Linked DNA regions of Homo sapiens: region 2 is linked to region 1. Evidence: chromatin loops called from intact Hi-C (ENCODE). Cell type or tissue: psoas muscle. All regions are shown on one strand. Each heading gives the region's core, and the rest is flanking DNA. Links, peaks and the distances in the headings are about the cores only.

Region 1 (10,621 bases), core at 1,218-9,217:
TTATTTTCCACACCACCTTTTTTTTGTTGCTGTTGGTGTTGGATTATGATGTAAATGACAGGGTGTTCAGAAATTTTATTTTGGATTATAATCTACTGATAAAATTTAATTAAATGTCAAAATCACCTGTAATCTTTTAACTCTCAGTTGTTATGGATGGGTCATCAGACAGTAGGAAATATTTGTAATTAAAATACCCTTTTGCTTTCAAGAGTGGTCTTGGAAGAAAAATATGTTTATTTTAATTTTAATTTTTTTTTTTTTTTACTTTGGAGGAGCCCAATTTGTATTCAGTCTAAATTTGTTTTTCATGGTTTTTATGTGTGGTAGTACTAGTTCAGTGAAAATCACAACAAACTGTGTGTTCTTAAATGCTACAGCAATGGTAGCTAGCTCTATAGTATTTCCATTCTCTTGTCATATGAACTCCTGGACTTTTCCTGCTACTGATTCTTAGTTTGCTTTGATATTTAGTGAGCGCTGGTTCGGCTGGTCTTTTTAAAAATTTTTATAACTCAGAATGTAAAAGGCTTTCACCTATTGCCCCTTTCTCGTCCCCCTTTTCTTCCTCTTGCCTTTCTATTAATAGGCCTGACTTAGTCATCATTGATATAAGTGGTTCATTTGGGCAACCGCAGGCAGTCTCCAATAAAAGGTTCAAACCAGCACCTGGATAAATAAGTGATGTTTTGATGAGAATGATGGAAGGATTTTGGGGAGAAGAGAATCACCAGCTTTATTTTTTCCCTCTTTTGAAGCTTCAGTTCAGTATAGTTACACAGAAGGGTTTAAAAATGTCTGAAATTCTTTTCCTAAATTTAAACCATGATGGTGAGGTGACTGGGGGGTGGGGGGTGGAGGTGGGAGGGGGTTGAGGGCTGAGTATGCTAGTAATAAATGGGAGTCATATATGACTTTGTTCAGATGACCTTATTTTTTCATAATTTTGTAGCTTGTTGCTATCCATGAACATACGCATCCCTCAGTAGACAGTTTCCTTTACTGTGTGCATTTTTACTGTACACTGTATAGAGTAGAGTATCTGTTAAGTAAAATATATATGTAAATTTATGTCTTCGTGTTCTGAATGTTAGATGGAAAAGCAGAGGAGCAACACTACACTGTACTGACCCCTGGGAAAATAAAATGATTAATGTACCTAGGCTGTCACTTTTTCAAGGATATACACATCTGTGTTTTTATATATGTGTGGTATGAAAATTTGAAACCTCCTGTTGTCTCCAAAAGGGTCTTGGTGACCACTATATCAAGGATTTTGTTTGCTGAGGTAAAGACAATTTCTCAATATAGAAACTATTCACTAAGAACTTAAAACCATCAGGATTCTAGATTTACTTAGCTATAAGAAGTTAAATCCCACGTTCTGATAATCTTTATTCTTCTACATGTTTTCCTGGAATGATGTGTCAAACCAGGGTCATTTTTAAGTTCATATAATTTTCTTTCATAATAATGAGGACTTCCTTTTTCTAGGTTATTGTTATATTTCTAGTAACACTGAAGGTAAAATAAGCTTATAAAAGAAGGAAAACATCAGAATGGTGTATCTAGAATACACAATCTTGCTCCTTACTCCTCCATCATCTCTAATGAAATTTTTCTTGATGTCTGTGGCTCAGTCAGTATATATTTTGAAAGATTCATTGTGGTGAATATTTTGAGTCCTGACAGTTTAAACGTGATAGAGGGAACAAAGGATTTATATATTTTTTGTACAAAGTTTTTTCTTAAACTGTATAATTTTGTAAATAATTTGTTTGGGTTTTTTTTTTGTGTACTAAAACTACCAGCGTATAGATTTCAATAAGAATTGTTGTATTTTTGTATTTGGAAACTGAAAATTACAGTAAATAAATGGAACTCTAAGAAAAATTTCAGTAGACAGTTCAACAGAATGAGATTCCTTTTCATATGATTTTTTTGACCTCAAAATGGACATCTTATTTCACTCTCAGTAAAAAGTTGAAAATTTGACTTTTTAGTATTGGGGGCAGAAGATAGAAGTGTGTTAAAGTGAAAAACAGTTTTTTCAGTAAGGTTTGAGGCCCTTTCTATAAGTTTTCAGTACACCTTAAACAGGACTAAAAATACTTTAAAAGTGTGCTTTCAAAGAATTTTAAAACATGTTTGACTCAAAGATGAATTTGAAGTGAGTTAATTATAATACTGGAAAACTTCAGGTTAGCATAAAATAGTTTATATATATCCCCTGCCCCCTTTGGGATTTACTTCCACCATCAAATCTTCAACTGTTAGAATTTCACTTAAAAGTGAATAACTGCCATACATGTTTTCTTGGCATCTTCATTTACAGAAATAACATACAGCATCTAAAGCAAGTTCTGTCCCTCTTAATGTGTATGACATCTTTTTAAGTAGCTGATCAGCAATAATAGCCACCAGTTGACTAGGTCAGCCTGATATACTAGTGGATCACTGTCCAAGATAAAAAGGTAACCCCAAGTATTGCAAAATTTCCCTCAATTTCTTTATGTAACATTGAAGAAATGTTGTTACCAGCTAAGATGATAAATTGGAAAACAGTCTTGTTAAGGTGAAAGGGGTCCTTGGTGATGGATCATTATTTCAAAAAAGAAAAAAATCATGTGAAAAGGAATAGTGGTTCCTCTTGATGTATAGTATGCCTGTATTATAGTTTTTACAAAATTGTGAACTTGTGTAATAGTATAATAGGAGATATTGTTGAATTTCTAACTGTTTATACATTTAAATTCATATATGTAATGTTTGTTTTATCAATTACAATCTGAATTTCTAAGAAGCATGTTGACTTTTGCAATAAAGATGCAATATGGAATGGTTCACAATTGGAAAAAAAAAAGAAAAAAGATGAAAGTATTACAAATTTAAAAGAATTTGGAAAATTTATGAACCATTCCAAAAATTATAACAATCACCAAAAGAGCTGTAATTCTGGCTTGTTCTGGAAAGAAAGAAAATGTGTGTGTATGCTTGCTTGTGAGAGTGAGTGAGTAGTGGCTATGTATGTGTGTTTTATGTTGTGTTCATAAACATGAGAGAACATCACTCAATATGAAGTTGGGTTCGAAGTCACTGGCTATTAAATATTAAGTAGGATAACTTTCTCAACAGAGTAGCCTGGAGAATGAAAGAGAAGGTATTAAAATGCTACTTGTAAGTAACCTTTGATAGCCACATTATTTTGTTCCTGGATGGTTCTTGGTATCCCAGATAAAAAAGCACAAAACAGTTTCTTGAAAGCAATTATTTTAATGTTGTCTTGAGGATATTCATTATGCCTGCCATCAGTAGGAGGGACATTTTCCTTAAGTAGAATAGGGAGAAGGGAAAAAACACCTAGAAGAGATGATTTAAACATAAATCAGTTCTGAATGTGACAAAGATTTGTAAGGACAAACGGGAAGATAGTGATGTTATGCACTAAGGACTGGGTGGTGATGAGAAAGAGAAGGGAAGTGTATCACCTGGTTTTCCCATTTTAAAAAATGCTATTATAAAATTCCCCCTCCAATGATTATGCATTGTTTAAGAAGGAACATTCTTTGAATTTCAGCTTATACAAGAAAATACTCAAAGAATGAGAGTAAAGTTATTTTCATTCCTTTCAAATAAAATTTATTTTATGTATTATGTAAATAGCAAATAAGCTGTTTGTCACCATTTGCTTTGAGTAGATCATAATTAATCCTAAATATATTTACAATAAACATTAGTTCTGGGACTTTTTTGGAGGGAGCAGGCAAATTCTGAACATAGTTATATCTATTGAACAAATCAAATGTTTTACTAAGATGGAGCTCTCATTAACAGAAATTAATGATTTTATGTGATATTTTTACTGATTTTGAAGTAAATTGTGCTAAAGCCAAGGATAAATTTTGAATAAGCCCCAGCATACAGTCAAATCTGGATCTAGATATGTTACCGTAAACACAGAATTGTGTTTATCAACATGTGGGGATATTGGATGATAGGGTTGCTTTAGACTAAATGGACCAACATTACCTTGCTGTGCAGAGCTGCTCATTTTATGTTCATTTTTAGTCTGAAAGACCTAACTTGAGAGACCAACCAAAATTGACCCAGAAAAGAAAAAAGAAAAGGCAATCTACTGCTACTGCTTGTATTATGAATCACCTTCATTTATGCTAAATTGGTTTTATTGCCAAGATCTCTCCTTTCAACAGGATCATCTACCATTTGGCCTCTTCCCTGTTCTCCAGTTGACCTTAGGTTAACTAAACCATTTCAACATTCTAAGATAGGCAATTTGATATGGGGTGAAATCAAGGGCAGAATAGTGTTGGATGATTGTGAGTTATTTGTGTTTCCATCTACTCTTAGGCTTCTGCAAGCATTTCTTTTTGTGGTGGTGGTGGTGGTAGTGGTGTTCGTTAACATAAGCACGATTAACATTGCTGTTACTTTTTCTTTGCAATTGTATTAAATTATTTTTTTGTGAAAGAGCAGCAAGGAAAGAAGACCGCTTAGCTTGTTTTAGATAAAGATAAGCCTGAATTTCTGACCTCACTTCCACTTCAGTTTTCTGACCACTTCATAGAGGTGTTTTTTTTTTTTTTTTTTTTTTTTTTTTTTTTTTTTTTTTTTTGAGATGGAGTCTTGTTATGTTGCCCGGGTTGGAGTGTAGTGGCATGATCTTGGCTAATTTTTGTATTTTTAGTAGAGACAGGGTTTCACTGTGTTGGCCAGGCTAGTCGTGAACTCCTGATCTTAAGTGATCCTCTAACCTTGGCCTCCCAAAGTGCTGGGATTACAGGCTTGAGCCACCACCCCCAGCCAACTTCATAAGAGTTTTACTAGTTTGAATATAGTGACCTACTAATTCTTAAAATAATATGTAGAGTTGGAGTTCAGGTTTAGCACTTGATTGTTCAAAATTGTAATTTACTCAATTCTTTGAAGGCAAATATAGGGGCGGAAACACGCCTTTTCAGCACTTAGCCATTTCTGTTGATTAAATTCTTAACACGCCTTTGTAAAAACCTTATAAAGATGAATGTCTTATTAATAGTTTTCTAAAGTCCTTGTGATTTTACTTCTTAGTTTGCCTCCAGACTTCTATCACTGTGAGATACTGATATATTTCTTCTAATTTTAAATTTAATTTGTAAGGGCTAATACCTTGCCAAATTAATTTTTTCTTGAGGATAATTTTGCTTCAAGATTGAGACTATTCACATAGTCAGTTCGAGTTCTTAGACCAAACGCTACCTATTTATCTATGTAAACATGTATTCCTGCATAAATTATTGAATGGTAGTTTCTGAACCACCCTCCAACAGTGGGGCTATTTATTTACTTTAGGATTTACGTTATTAACATTTAGAGCCTGTAGGGGGCTCCAAAGGGCAAAATTTAGTCTTGGAACAGGGACTGAATCTTTTTTCACAGCAACTCAAAATGAGACACCTTTTGCATTGCAACCCAGTATACACACACGAAACAAAAGTTTACAAAACAATACCTACCCAATATGCACCTGATATTTTCATCCTATTAGATAAAAATTCTTGTCAGGACCCACTATATGGCTTTCAAAATTACAGTTTGGAAAAACAGCCTATTGAGTTGCCTGATGGAGTGCATTTTAAAGTCACTGTCTTCCTTGCCGTGACATTGTAGAAACTATTTTGAATATAAAATGTTATTACTTTATCTTCTGTTTTTCCTTTTTTTTTTTTTTTACTTGATGTTTTTTCTTGAAGGGTATTTTGTAGTTTTTAATTTTAGAAGCAAGACAACTCAGTGACGTTTTAAACTTGCCTACAGTTTTATATTTTTGTCATTACTTGTCTTGGGAAGGGAGTGGAATATTAATATATTGGTGCTACATTTTATGCAATTCAAATCACTCTGCAGTACTTATTTGTATATTTTTTAAAAAGCTGTGAAGTCCATAAAACTACAGCTCTTTCTTCTTTTTTTTTTTTTTGAGACGGAGTCTCGCTCTGTGGCTCAGGCTGGAGTCAGTGGCACAATCTCGGCTCACTGCAACGTCCGCCTCCCAGGTTCAAGCAATTCTCCTGCCTCAGCCTCCCGAGTAGCTGGGACTACAGGCATGTGCCACCACGCCCGACTACTATTTGTATTTTTGTAGAGATGGGGTTTCACCATATTGGCTAGGCTGGTCTCCAACTCCTGACCTTGTGATCCACCCGCCTCGGCCTCCCAAAGTGCTGGCATTACAGGCGTGAGCTACCGTGCCTGGCCCACAACTACAACTCTTTAAGGGCTATAAATCAATAAAAGATTATTTGGCTTTGAATTAAATTTTGCACTTAATTTAGAGTTCACTTAGCCATCAACAATTTAAAGTGAACCAATTTTGATATCTAAAAATATATATTCTAACATTGTGCCATTGAATTTCACCTTTTTCAAACATATCCCTATAAGTTTATAAGAAATGTAAGAAATAGATAAGCCCTATATAAAACATAACTAACTGCCTTTGCCACTTTTCTTACTCTTGGGCAAGTGTGTCACTTGTCTCTACATGTCTGACCTTTCCCAGCTTCTAAAGTGCAAAAAGAAAGATTGGGGACATGTCCATAAGAATATTCCCATATCTTCAGAAATGCAAAGGAGAAAACCATTAAGTCTGCAAAGTAGTGAAATCAGAACTCATCATGGAGTTACAAGTTACTAACACATTTCAGTATTTCTACCCTCTTGTCTATGTACTTTTCTTTTGGAATTCCTTAAGCAATAAAACCTGACTTTCTTATAATACCATGGTACCAAACAAATACTTTGAATTAACCTGATTGATAATTTTCAACTCACTTTGAGGAAATAACTCATGGACTGAATGCAGACTGTGACCCAATTAGTGGAGTGAGTAGTTTGCCTACATTCTGTGCTTACCACAGCCTTTGAGGAAGGTGTTCTTACCACCTTATTCAGCTTTGAAAACAGTTTCAGAGAGATAAAGTTGCATTCCTGAGGTCACACAACCTTGTAGTGATGGAGTCAGCATTTGAACACAGGTCTGACTCTGGAGCTCAAGTTCTTAACCTCTGTGCTCCACTGCTTCTAATAAAATAGAATATTGCAAGTCTGTAGAATGTCACTGGTCTTTTTTATTAGTGTCTCAAACACTGCCATTCTGGCTCCATCTATCTCATCTGCCTTGGATTGGAACCAGACTCCCTTGGGGAGCAACACTGTGTTTTTAGGTAGCATATTGGAAACCACAGAGAACAGTTTATTTATGTTAATTTGTGGGGGAACATTTTAAAGTAGTAATTTTCTGTGACCTCCACAATGTACAGCCAGCCAATTTGATACATTTCACAGTAATTTGGCTATATCATAACCTGTGTTATTTTGTTTTCAATTTTATCTTAAATGTTTTTTTCCCTGTGACAAATTGAATTATGATAATCTTGCAGTATTTCTACCTTGCTTCTTTGTGTTTTTCAATATTTCTCGTGCCTTTTTCCTTTTAACTTTGGCATTAAAAAAATCACGTACATAAATAAGTTTACATGCTTTAATGATGTTTTCATATAGAACACTGAATTTTCTAGACAAAAAGTGCTGAGAATAGCAGTGTTCATTTATAGTTATGTTTATGCCATATTTTTAAAAAGTATATTCTCAGTGAATAAAACTGATGTTCATGTCATTGTTCTGTTTGGGGAGTTGATTTTTTTTACATGTTCAGATTTCTTAGATCATTCCAAATCTTTGTGGATTTCTAATTTTTGCTATTTGGAGAACTTCAAAATGTTTATTGACTTGTAGTTGTTACGGTAATAGTTATCTGAAAAAAGAAAAAGATGTAAGCGGCCTTGAAGAAGAGGGGACTTTTTATTCTTTGACAGCCCATGAGAAAACTAGCCATGTTCTAAGAGATTGAATGAAAAAGTTTTTTATTCTTGACAAATTTTGTAGCATTAGGGAATATTTCCAATATGAAAATTGTATCAGGGAAATTGCTGAGACAAAAGAGAATGATTATAACATCCTGGCCACACAGCACATGTTTTAAGAAAGGTATTTCACCCTAAAAATAAAATCGGATTATGTCGTGTGCTTTTTTTTCCTCTGTGAAGATTCCAGAAGTATGTCGTGTGTTTTTTAAAAATTTTACTGTGATCGAATGCTAAAAAAAAAAATGCATGTTATTAAAGAGTTTTTCAGCATATTTTGCTTTGAAATGTTAAATATAGGGAAGGAAGAATTTTATATTTTATACGTAGAAACTTAATTTCTTAGAATTATAACTTTATTTTTTGAAAATTTTCTACCAATAACTTTAAAGCACTTTTCTCCCTGATTTATTTAAATCCTAATAAATTATACATTTCTGCACTTTAGCCATTCATGTGGAAATTATTTGGAGTCATCTCAATAGAATGGTGCTGTGTGGTCTCCCAAGGCCCCCAAGAATGTCAAAGAAGTTTCATCTACTCTTTGTTTTAAATTTTCAAGTGAATATTATTGATAAATTAGATGAAGCTGAAGAAAAGTCTAGAGATTGAAGTAAATTATTAAAATCTACTTAAGAGTGAGGACTTACATAAGAACTCTTTATGGAAAGCTGTACTGAGATCCTAGTATTTTTGGAAAGCTATTTGTGAGTTATAGACACCTGTCAATTTCTCAGAAATGGTCTTATCTGGAAAAAGAAAAGTAGAACCTAACTGGTACATTCAGACGTGTTCAGAGAACTTTCAATATTGTAAAAACAACATAGCATATTTTGCCTCGTCTGTTTTACAACCATGGAGGATTGCCTTTTTATTCATTTTGAGGTTTTGATTATCATCACTGGCAGTTTTATGCTTCATAGACTTAGGGTAGCAGAAGTGGTAACAGTAGATGGCTTCACTTGTCTTTCTTTCAGCATGGCCTGCATGAATCAGAATCCAAAGAAAACCAGCACACTTAAAATAGAAAAATTGCACTTTGGGAAGCTGAGGCAGGAGGATCACTTGAGCCCAGGAGTTTGAGACCAGCCTGTGCAACACGGTGGAACCCCATCTCTGCTAGAAATACAAAAATTAGCTGGGTGTGGTGGCGGGCATCTGTAATCCCAGCTACTTGGGAGGCTGAGGCAGGAGAATCACTTGAACCCAGGAGGCGGAGGTTGCAGTGAGCCAAGATCATGACACTGCACTCCAGCCTGGGGGACTGAGCGAGACTCCATCTCAAAAAAAGAAAAGAAAAAAAAAAAAAAAGGAAAGAAAAGAAAGAAAAAAAAGAGAAAAAGAGGAAAGGAAGGAAGGAAAGAGAGAGTACAATGAATTTTGATTGGTCGGGTCATCCTTTACCATTCTTGCCCAGAAACATGGATTTTTGTATGTGTGTGTGCCATAAATAAGAAATTAAGAAAACAGATGAGACGGTAAAATATTCCGCACACAGAAGCACTTTAATGACTGTCGAGTAAACGACTTAAATGAAGAACCAGGAGAGAGAACGAAGAACAAGCTATCTCTCTGCCTTTTATTTGGTTAATTTTCATTTCATTTCACCACAACTTTAATGGTGCTAAGAAGAAATTGTTGAAAATTTAGAAAAGGAATTGTGGAAGTTACTACATCACAATATACTTGCTTTTTTTTAAAAAAAATAAAATTAAGCCTTGGTTTCTTTAAGCATGGTTTCATTTTCATTCAGTGCTTTTTTTTTTTTTCCCTCCATGCAGTACTTTTATGTCCGCACTCTTTTTTGTTTGTTTTTTGAGAGAGTCTCACCCTGTTTCCCAGGCTGGAGTGCAGTGGCACAGTCTTGGCTCACTGCAACCTCTGCCTCCCGAGTTCAAGTGATTCTTGTGCCTCAGCCACCCAGCAGCAGGATTACAGGTTTGTGCTACCATACTTGGCTAATTTTTTTATTTTTTGTAGAGACGGGGTGTCACCATGTTGGCCAGGCTGGTCTCGAAATCCTGACCTCAAGTGATCCACCCGCTTTGGCCTCCCAAAGTGTTGGGATTACAGGTATAAGCCACCCCGCGCAGCCAATGTTAGTATTCTTGACCTGAGAGAGGGATGGCAAGCAGAACTCAGGGCCCGCAGAGCTGATGCAGGTAGCTCATCTCCCACACCTTGGGCATTTCTCAGCCATAAAATGGTCCGTAGAGCCTTATGATCAAAATAAGATTGTTTACCATGTCATTGCTCATTATGTGACTCACTGTGCTGTTTCTTAAACATTATTAAGTTTCTTAAACATTATTATTTAACTCTGAGGTATACTATTATTTTTCCTTTTTTGTGCAAGAGGAAACTCGGGCATAGAGCAGTTGTGTCACCGATAGTCTCAAAGCAAAGCCAACAATTAAAACCACGTTATGCCTGACATCAAAGTGGGGCTTTTAACCATTGCTTGATACTGTGCTCACATCTCAATTCTTGCTACTTGTGAGTAGGGATTAGTCTTTTTTGTTTTGTTTGTCTTTTTTTTTTTCGTTTATTTGGAGACAAGGTCTCTCTCTGTCATCCAAGCTGCCTGGTGGGAGTGCAGTGGTGCTATCACGGCTCATTGTAGCCTCAACTTCCTTGCTCAAGTGATCCTCCTACCTCAGCCTCCCAAAGCACTAAGGTTACAGGTGTAGTCACTGCAC
Region 2 (10,621 bases), core at 1,019-9,018, 140 kb after region 1:
TAACAATATATGTGTGTGTATGTGATGGTTAATTTTATGTCAACTTGACCGTGCCATGGGGTACCCAGATTAAACATCATTTCTGTGAATGTCTCTGTAAGGGTGTTTTGGGGTGAGACTAACATTTGAATCAATGGACTCAGTTAAATAGATGGCCCTCCCCAATGTGGGTAGGCATCATCCAATTCATTGAGGGCCTGACTAGAACAAAAAGACAGGGAGGCTAAGCGCCATGGCTCACGCCTCTAATCCCAGCACTGTGGGAGGCCAAGGCTGGCAGATCACCTAAGGTCGGGAGTATGAGACCAACCTGGCCAACATGGTGAAACCCCGTTTCTACTAAAAGCAAAAAAAAAAAAAAAAAATACAAAAAATTAGCTGGGCATGGTAGCAGGTGCCTCTAATCCCAACTACTCAGGAGGCTGAGGCAGGAGAATCGCTTGAATCCAGGAGGTGGAGGTAGCAGTGAGCCAAGATTGCGCCATTGCACCCCAGCCTGAGTGACAGAGCGAGACTGTCTAAAAGAAGGAATTTGGCCCTTTTTTGCTTCCTGCCTGCCTGCTTGAGCTGGAACATCTGTCTTCTGCCCTCGGACTGGGATTTTCACAACTGGCTTCCCTAGTTCTTAGATCTTCAGACTTGGACTGTAATCCCAGCTACTCGGGAGGCTGAGGCAGGAGAATCACTTGAACCCAGGGGGCGGAGGTTGCAGTGAGCAGAGATCACACCATTGCACTCTAGCCTGGATGAAAGAGTTAAACTCTGTCTCAAAGAAAAAAAAAGTATATATATATAATCAATAAGGATAGGAAAACCCTAATGTTGAATTTAAAAAGAAACAAACGAACCTATTTCAAGGTTTAAAGGCTTTTAAACAGACTTCTACTTTTAAGTGGGCTACATTCTAAGGACATTTTTTAAAACTGTAATCTTGAACTTTGTTAGGTTTGTTGTTGGTAGTGGTGTTGATGTAGTAAGTCTAATATTATTGAGTATTATAGAAGAGAGCAGAAGAGTAAATATAGTGATGTTCATGAAAACCAGCATTCTTCCTTTGAGAAAAGAGAGGTAAAAATATGGGCTGGGCGCAGTGGCTCACGCCTGTAACCCCAGCCCTTTGGGAGGTCAAGGTGGGATCACTTGAGTCCAGGGATTCGAGACCAGCCTGGGCAACAAAGCAAGACCCCATCTATAAAAAAAAAAAAAATTAGCTGGGTAAGGTGGTATGTACCTGTAGTCCCAGCTACTTGGGAGGCTGAGGCAGGAGGATTGCTGGAGTCTGGGAGGTTGAGACTGCAGTGAGTTATGATATTGCCATGGGACTCCAACCCAGGCAACAGAGCAAGACCTTGTCTCAAAAAAATGAAAAAGATAAAAATATGGACTGGGAGGACAAGAGGAAGAACTGCTGGTATTGGATTGGAGTTGGGGGATTCAGATAAATTAATGATTTTAAATAAAATATACTTTCTGGCTCTGTCTACTGAAAGGGCCTAGAGGCAATGAGACTCCAATAGCAAGAGCACTCTTCCTACTCATTTTTTTTTCTAAGAACTGAAGGTTTCCACTAAAAGAAACTGAATCTCCTTGGAGAAATGGCTGATTCAATGTCTGGAGCAAAGAAAGTGCAAGATGAGCCTGGGACCTCCTCTGCTACAGAATCGTGAAATAAGTAAAGAAGCACTCAAAACCAACAGGCATATGTCAGAAGGACACAGAGACCAACTGGAAGGGGCTCCCGTTGGCCTAATTTGGGACAAATTGAGAATTGAAAAGAAAACCGATGGTAATGATTTTTCCTAGTTGACAGTGATACTCAAGAACATTAAAAGGTGAGTATGAGAGGAGAGCATTTGCTTAAACAGCAGAATGCCAGCTTGTAAATGTGGAAGAAATGATAGGATTAGAAAAATTGTGATTTTTGCAATCACCAACATTATAATTGATTCAGTCAAAGTTTATTAATGAATGCTAGAACATGGTAAAAGTTGTGGAGGAACAAGATATTTTCATATCCTCCATGTACCATCCCAGAGATTACTTATTAATTATAAAGTGGGGAAATATACCTTTACAGTGAAGAATTCTAGCAGGCAACACCTTAATCAGAGGATTAAATTTAGCATCACCTATAACAGGGCACAGTGATATCATATGCCTCTTGTTATGAACACTGAGAGGGACCCAACATCACTTCTGTAGAAGTTTTTGCTAAAAGTCTTTAACTAAATCTAATTCTGAAGAAATATCCAGATAATCCAAATTGTGGGACATTCTATAAAAGAACTGACCTGAAGGCCCTCTCCCCATTTCCCCGCAAATGTCAAGAGAACTGTTCTAAAATAGACTATAGAGACGTGACAGCTAAAACAGCATGTGATTCTTGATGAATCCCGGATAAAAACAAAAACAAAGGCAAAACTAAGACAAAACAAAACAAGTAAAGCTTCAAAGGGTGGTACTGGGGGAAAAGCTATATATATTTAATAAGACTTTTAAAATATTAGATAATACCTCAATGTTGAATCTATTAGATTGACAATTTGGTTATACAGGAAAATGTCCTTGTTTCTTTGGAGGTAAATGCCAAAGTACTATGGAGTGAAGCTTCATAAAGTTTTTAATGTACTTTCCAATTTTCAGCCCCCAAACCCCACTATCTATCTATCTGTCTATGAAAAACACCCATATACGTATATGGAGTTATGTACAATAAACAAGAGTAGTGAAATGTTAACAATGGGTGATTGCAGGTGAAGGATATTTGAGAGTTCATTGTATTTTCTTTTTAAACTTTTCTGTAGGTTTAAACATTTTCAAAATAAAAGGTTGGGAGTTAGGGAGGCATAAACATGTGGGCTGCCGGTGGATGCCTGGCCCCAAGGCAGTCAACCTACAGATTCACAGCTAGAGACCTAGGACCTAAGCCACATGGCCTGAAAAGATGAGCTATTCTATATTGGTCAGGATCCTCTTGGCTTCAAGTAACAGGACACCCGAGTCAAAGTAGCTTAAACCTTAAGGATACCTCATGTAACAAGAAGTCTGAAGGTAAGTGGCTCGAGGGCTGGTCAGTTTGTCAGCTCAAGGATGTTGACGCCCTCTTCTGTCAGTTTCTCTGTCGTTCTCTTGGCTTTGCCTCATGGGTGCATGATAGGTACAACCGCGTCATGCATCATGTCCTCATGTGACATCCAAAGCAGGCAGGAAGCGGGTGGGCCAGCTCCCTCTCAGGCCTCCCCGTCTCGTATCAGGGATAACACTCTTTCCCATAATCCGCCCCCCAGCCCCGCAAAAGTTCCCTTACCTCTCAGCGCTCTTACAAACCAATGATGTATTCACCACCTGAGGTTGTTCACCTGAACAAACCTGATGAGGAGGGTGGTTGCTGAGTGGGCAGCCAGCGGTGTTGGCCACAGGAGCCAACCAGACTCCCCCCGCTCAGGAAACTAAGCCTAGAAACGCAACTTGTGTGTGCTGTTAGCAGTCCAGCTGATGGTGAATGGACAAGAAGTTGAGGACATGAGCCATGGATAAGCCAAGGTTAAGACAAAAGAAAACACCATCTCTATCCCTGTAGTGATAGAGGGTGAGAAAGCCATTTGGTAGGGAAAGTGAAATAGAGCACATGGTCTGAGTCAGTGAAGCTGCCCTTAGGGTTAGAAATGGCTCCCCCAGCTGCCTGGATCCCTGATGTTTTCTGGTTAAGATTTCAGTTCCAGGCCACATAGAATGGACTAGTCAGAACTCCTTATTGGCCAGTAACAGAACAAAATACTGCCCTGGCATCAAAGAGGAATTAGTTTAAAATGTTCAGGAATGTCTTACTATCTAAGGCAAGAATTGTAGGAAGTGTAGCCAGGCCTTAGAAAGTGCTAGCACCAGGTGGCTTCTCTTTGACTCTTGTCTCTGTGTTTCTCTACTGAGCATTTTATTCTTATCTCTGCAGTAGATAAGCAAATATCTTCGCATCTGGTCTCCAATGTTATTATCATACATCCACCCACATCTCCTGAATTCTCATTAAAGTTTTGACGCTGCTGAGAGCCCATGTGGTAGACAGTCCCTCGGTCCTACTTTCAAATTCCCAGAGGAGAGAAGCTGAGAAGCCTAAGTTGGGTCAGATGTCCAATCTGTCAAGTCCATGGGCTTCAGGTCACAACAGATAAATAGTGGGTAAGGAGGAGGAGTATTAGGAGAAAGGGGTCACTGATGTAAGGCCGCAAAGATATCCCAACGGCATCCACTATGATCCCCTTAAAGTACTGGTTCTCAAGGTTGGGGGTAGGAATTCCTCCCCACCCCCACTTTTGGCAATGTCTGGAGGCATTTTTGGTTATTACAGCTTGGGGGGTGGATGCTACTTCCATCTAATGGGTAGAGGCCGGGGTGTTGCGAAACATCCTAGAATGCTCCTATGACAGAAAATTACTTTGTCCAAAATCTCAATAGTACTGAGGTTGAGAAATCATGCTCCCCTTTTGATCCTGTAATGGGCCTTTCCACCAAATGGAGCATCGGTATTCACAGAGCACAAACCCATGCCTAATATGTAGGAGGACTCTTAAATATTTGCTGGACAGAAGGTGAGTGAAAATACCATTCTAAAACAGGGTGGACACTGATTCTACTTCTGATTACCCAGGTTCAGGGTGTACTCTGGGTGAAGCCACCATGGGAGCGCACAAAGGCAGGGAATGGTGAAATTCTTGCCTTGGGGAGTGGAAGGTAGGGGTGTGTAGAACAGAAGATGGAATAAGCAGAAACAGATGCAAATAGAAGACAGAACCATAAACCCACGCACAACTTGCTCTTGCAAGTGCTCACAACACAAGTAGCAGCTGCTTCTCTGGTACCTGCCCCTCCTACACACCATAAGGGAGAGCTGCCGAGCCTTAAGTCCTAAACAGCTGTAGGATATGATATAAGCATCTTTCCCCCCAGTAATTCGTCGGGCAGGCAGGTACAGGCTCCAGGCCACTGGGGTTTCTTTTTTGGTTTAGTAGATACATGTGCTTTCATTTCTTAAGGAACATTGTCAGCCTGAAATCTTAGAAAAACAAAAACACCTGTAAATAATTCAGAGTGAAGACAACTCCAGAAATAAGGAGAGGGAAGAGTTTGTAAGGCTGAGTATTTTCCTAAAACTCCTGACAACCAGAGTCTACTACTGGGCAAAGGAGAATAAGTTTTCTGGCAGAAACGCCAGAAAAGTTAGATAATGCAAAGTCTTTGCTGCCCTCTACTGATGAAAATGAAGACTAACGTGTGGTTTGAGAGGAGAGAGGTTTTTCAATTACCATTCCATTTTTTCATTTACTTTTTCAACACCTATTTACTCAGCTTATACTTGGTGCAGGTGATGTGCAAAGCATTGAGTACAGTAGCAAAAATTACAGAGCAGGTGCTTGTTCTCATGAAACTTACAATCTGCCAAAGGAAACCAATTTTGTATGTCAACAAACAGGAAACATTTTAAGGTTGTTGAAAGTGCTCTGAACGTTAACAGGCTAATGTGGAGATGTGTGGGTGGGGGAGACGGGGTACAGGGGGATGGCAGGCAATTTAAGAATGGAAGGTTGTGACAACGCCAGCTGTGCCAGGAGAGGCCAAGAGCTTTTCATGCAGAGAGAGAAGTGGGTGTAAACTCCAGAGACAGAAAAGTGCTCCCTGGGTCCTTGAACTCCGTGCAGGAGCAGAGGGCTGTGTGGAGAGGCCAGAGAAGTGGGCAAGTACCAGTTCACAGAGGGTCCCAGTATTTTGCCCAGGAGCTGGGATTTTGTTTGGGATACATTTTATTCAGAAGAGGAAGCTATTGAGCATTTGCTATTTTTGTCTTTCAAGGACTATTTTTTTTAATAGTACATACTCGCTACAGGGTATCAATAAAGATTTTTTTTTCCCAGAAATATCAGAAAGTTTAAAAAGTGCATACATTAAATAACTATATTAACATCTAGAGAAGCCGGGCGCAGTGGCTCACGCCTGTAATCCCAGCATTTTGGGAGGCCGAGGTGCGTGGATCACTTGGGGTCAGGAGTTCAAGACCTGCCCGGACAACATGGTGAAACCCTGTCTTTACTAAAAATACAAAAACTAGCTGAGCGTGGTGCCACGCACCTGTAGTCTCAGTTGATCCAGAGGCTGAAACACGAAGATTGCTTGCACCTCGGAGGCGGAGGTTGCAGTGAGCCAAGATCGCACCACTGCACTCCAAGCTGACTGACAGAGCGAGACTCCATCTCAAAACAAAACAAAAATCATCTAGAGGATTATTTTGTCTTCTGTGTGGATGATGGACAGTAGGGCAGCGGGGCAAGAGGAGGAGACAGAGCCAGGTGGTGCTGTGTGGGAGTCAAGCTGGGAAGATGGACAGAAATGAATGGATATGAGGTGGCTTTGGTGGTCTCACCTTCAGGACCCTCTGGTGGGTTGGATGTGGAGGACAGTGACACGGAGAGAGCTGCCAAGGCTGTGAGGACAAGAAAATCAGCTATGACACACGTTTGAAGAGCAGTGGCACCTGCAGGCTCCATCCCTGGCTCTTTGCTGGCCAGTGGGCCAGGGCCATTTGCCTGCCCACCATGCTCTCTCCTCCTGCCTAGTCTGGGTGATTACACCTGACAGGGTTCAGAGAGGCATCCCTCATAAAAATGGCCATAAAGCCGTTTGCTAATACGAAGCCTCCCATAAATGTCAGGTGATGAGAATTACAGCCCCGCAGGCTCATAAAAGAGCATGTCATGGCTTGAGGAAGCCACAGCGACGGTGAGGGCACCAGACTGTCTTTCCAAGCTGTATTTTAGTTTCGGGGAAGATATGACTGGAGGAAGTGCAGTGCTGGCTGAGGCCAAAGTGGCTCAGAACCTTAAGTGAAAGGCCCAGTTATGAAACCTGTCAGCAAAGCTTCCGTCCCGTGGCCCAGGGCTTCTTCAAGGTGAAGTGGAATGTATTCTGAACTTGTAGAACTTAGCCAGGAGGAGTAGGGGCATTAGTGAACCTGGCCTCAGGCAGCCTCTGATTCCGGGGAATAAACAACATACTGTTTCCTACTTTTTCCAATCCTTGACCCACCTGTCAGCTAATTAGTACATAGCCCAGGTGTTCTCTCTGCCTTGAGCTGCTCCCCTGCTTACCATCTGTCTAGCAATCCTTTGATGCACCCCATATGTCTCACAGCCCTGACCCCCCAACCTCTTTCTTTCTCTCCCTTTATTTTTTTTCTCTCTCTTTCATGTCCAGTCAACATTCAGCTAAAAATCGCTGGTATCCTATAATAAACATGACATTGTGCTGGGATTCTGGAAACCAGGCTGGGGGCAAAGAAACATGATATGAAGACCCCATCCAGAAGAAGTTACACATCTAGGACAGGCAGCTAGGTGAGTAACTTCTTCTGAGAGCACATCCACACTTAAAAAGTAAAACAATAGTAAATAATTGTGGCCAATATCAATATTGAAGGCTGATTGCATGCCAGGTACCTGCCAAGGGCATTAGCTCTTGTGGTCCTCCTGATAACCTGTTGAGGTGAGTACTACTATGATTCTCATGTTGAGATCAAGAGGCTGAGGCTGGGGAGGTGGGGACCTTTGCAGGGCGACATAGCCTGTGACCTTTTTAAATGCAGGTTGGCATGATCCTGAAGCCTGTATGCCGCTCGGCTCTGGCACATCAACCAGGATAAACTGAGGCTCCTAATAGTATGGGCATATCCTGCATGCTGCTCCACTTCTGGGGCCACTCTGCCTTTTGCTCGCTCTTAACTTTTCTTCCACACACACCACACATACATGTGCACACACACACATCTTGATCCATAATCCCATCCTGACCCCTATCCTTTGGATCCTAATGACATTTTGACATTGAATAAAAATTATGCAAAATTATTGCCTGCTCATTGAGAGAGCAATTTCAGGAACAAACACCAATAACCCCAATAAATTCCAATAAACTCAACATAATAATTAGCCTTAATAAATAATAAACACCAATATATTTTTGAATCAATTTTTATATTACATAACGTTGTTTTAATTTTGGGGATTAATTCTTTTTGGTTTCCTAAAGTGGTTTCTTTTCTTTTTTTTTGAAACAGGGTCTCACTCTGTCGCCCATGCTGGAGTACAGTGGCATGATCACGACTCACTGCAGCCTCAACCTCCTAGGCTTAATTGATCCTCCCAACTCAGCCTCCCAAGAAATAGCTGGGACCCCAGGCGCGTGCCACATGCCAGGCTAATTTTTGTATTTTTTGTAGCGATGGGGTTTCACCATGTTGTCCCGGCTGGTCTGAAACTCCTGGGCTCAAGTGATTCACCCACCTCGGCCTCCCAAAGTGCTGGGATTACAGGCATGAACCACTGTGCTTGCCCTAAAGTTATGTCTGGCAGTTCTTTATGTAAATTTTAGAGTGAAAATTTAATCATCAAGAGTTCTGTCTGCATCAAATTGTACCAATTTTAGGTATTATTTGTGTGAGGTTTCTTCAGTGACTTATTTTTACCAGATCCAATTTTCCTGGGTCAAATTTTGCAGATCTGCATTTCAAGATTTGCTCCATTTTTAGTCAATATCACATTTTTACCACATACAATCAGTCATAGCCATTTTCAGTTTTAATTTGTGTTGGTTATTTTTGCCAGAAATATCCCTTATAAATTGAACAGCAGATTAATGGTTTATTTACTCATTTCTTATTCAACGGGATGAGAACATTGAACAACATTAGGCAACAGAGAGAGCTAGGCAAAACAGAGACAAAGACTCAGAGATAAAGATAGCAATAGGAAATCAAATTTTAAGAGTAAAAATTATATTTATGGTAATGGTAATAGCTAATATTTATTGTGTACTTCTTATGAGCCCTGTTCTAAACACCTTAAATGGGCTTATATTCATTTAATCTTCACAACAACTCTTTTTTTTTAACGTCGATTTTAAGTCCAGGATACATGTGCAGATTTGTTACATAGGTAAACTTGTGTCATGGGGGTTTGTTGTTCAGATTATTTCATCACCCAGGTATTAAGCCTAGTACCCATTAATTATTTTTCCTGATCCTTTCCCTATTCCCACTCTCTACCTTCTGAACAGCCCCAGTGTGTGTTGTTCCCCTCTATGTGTCCATGTGTTCTCATCATTTAGCTCCCACTTGTGAGAACATGCAGTATTTGGTTTTCTGTTCCTGTGTTAGTTTGCTAAGGATAAGGGCCTCCAGCTCTGTCCATGTCCCTACAAAGGACATCATCTCCTTCTTTTTTTATGGCTGCATAGTATTCCATGGCATATATGTACCACATTTTCTTTATCCAGTCTATCATCAATGGGCATTTAGGTGGATTCCATGTCTTTGCTATTGTGAATAGTACTTCAATGAACATACGTGTGCATGTATCTTTATAATAGAATGCTTTATATTCCTTTGGGTGTATACCCAATAATGAGATTGCTTGGTTGAATAATATTTCTGTCTCTAGGTCTTTGAGGAGTCGCCACACTGTCTTCCACAATGGCTGAACTAATTTACACTCTCATCAACAGTGTGTAAGCATTTCTTTTTCTCTACAACCTTGCCAGCATCTGTTTTTGTTTTGTTTTGTTTTCACCTTTTAGTAATAGCCATTCTGACTGCTGTTAGATGGTATCTCATTATGGTTTTGATTTGCATTTCTTTAATGATCAGTGATGTTGAGCTTTTCTTCATATGATTGTTGGCCGCATGTATGTCTTCTTTCAAAAAGTGTCTGTTCATAGGCCGGGCATGGTGGCTCACGCCTGTAATCCCAGCGTTTTGGGAGGCCGAGGCAGGCAGATCACCTGAGGTTGGGAATTCGAGACCAGCCTGACCAACATGGAGAAACCCCGTTTCTACTAAAAAAAATACAAAATTAGCCAGGCATGGTGGTGCATGCTTGTAATCCCAGCTACTCAGGAGGCTGAGGCAGGAGAATCGCTTGAACTCAGGAGGTGGAGGTTGCAGTGAGCAGAGATCACACCATTGCACTCCAGCCTGGGCAACAAGAGCAAAACTCTGTCTCAAAAAAAAAAAAAAAAGTGTCTGTTCATATTCTGTGCCCACTTTTTATGTTTTTTGTTTTTGCTGTTGTTTTTGTAAATTTGCACAACAACTCTTTGCAGAGATGTAATTATCATTTCTATTTTAAGATGGGGAAACCGAGGCACAAAGACTGGAAATAAATTGTCTCAAATTATACAGCTAGTAAGAGGCAGATCGGGGATTCACACCCAGGCAGCCTGTGACTGAGAAAATGCAGCTGTGCTTGTATATTGATTGCTTACTTCTTGGTACTGCAGCATCCAAATGTCCCCTGGAACAAAATGTTGGAGTGAGTCAAAATGTTCTTTCATTCTATGCTTTTCTGCCACCTGAAATACCCTCCTACACCTTCTGTGCCTAACACCATTATATGCTTCCTTATGGGAGTCAGACTGACCTTGAGAAGGAGGGGACCATTGCCCACAAAGCTGGGTCTCCTGACCCTCTACTGGGACTCCCAGCATCTGAGCTAACTGCTGTTTGAATGCTTATCATCTGTGCTGCAATTCCCTTTGCTTCTTAGTCTCTCTCAATAGAGCTTGCTTGAAATGCTTGTTT

Evidence for each region. Peaks named below come from ENCODE experiments on the same cell type or tissue, not always from the same donor. Only the 100,000 strongest peaks of a DNase experiment are listed, where the experiment ranks them.
Region 2: it touches region 1 in a loop (5-fold over the local background); 94 of 110 quality-filtered maps call a loop at or near these places.

The regions. Positions count from the first base shown.
Region 1 is chr5:146,286,280-146,296,900 of GRCh38, forward strand. All of the region lies in intron 18 of RBM27-POU4F3 (RBM27-POU4F3 readthrough), which reads left to right. It overlaps RBM27 (RNA binding motif protein 27), which reads left to right. Exons shown (of 21, transcript NM_018989.2): 21 at 1-2,944. Among named protein-coding and RNA genes, the nearest start is that of POU4F3, 47 kb to the right of the region's middle. In psoas muscle, for the core only: a CTCF peak has its summit at 5,378 (motif pointing right); no DNase peak of the experiment used is centred there; H3K27ac peaks cover 896 bases.
Region 2 is chr5:146,422,107-146,432,727 of GRCh38, forward strand. No RefSeq gene overlaps it. Among named protein-coding and RNA genes, the nearest start is that of TCERG1, 20 kb to the right of the region's middle. In psoas muscle, for the core only: a CTCF peak has its summit at 5,240 (motif pointing left); no DNase peak of the experiment used is centred there.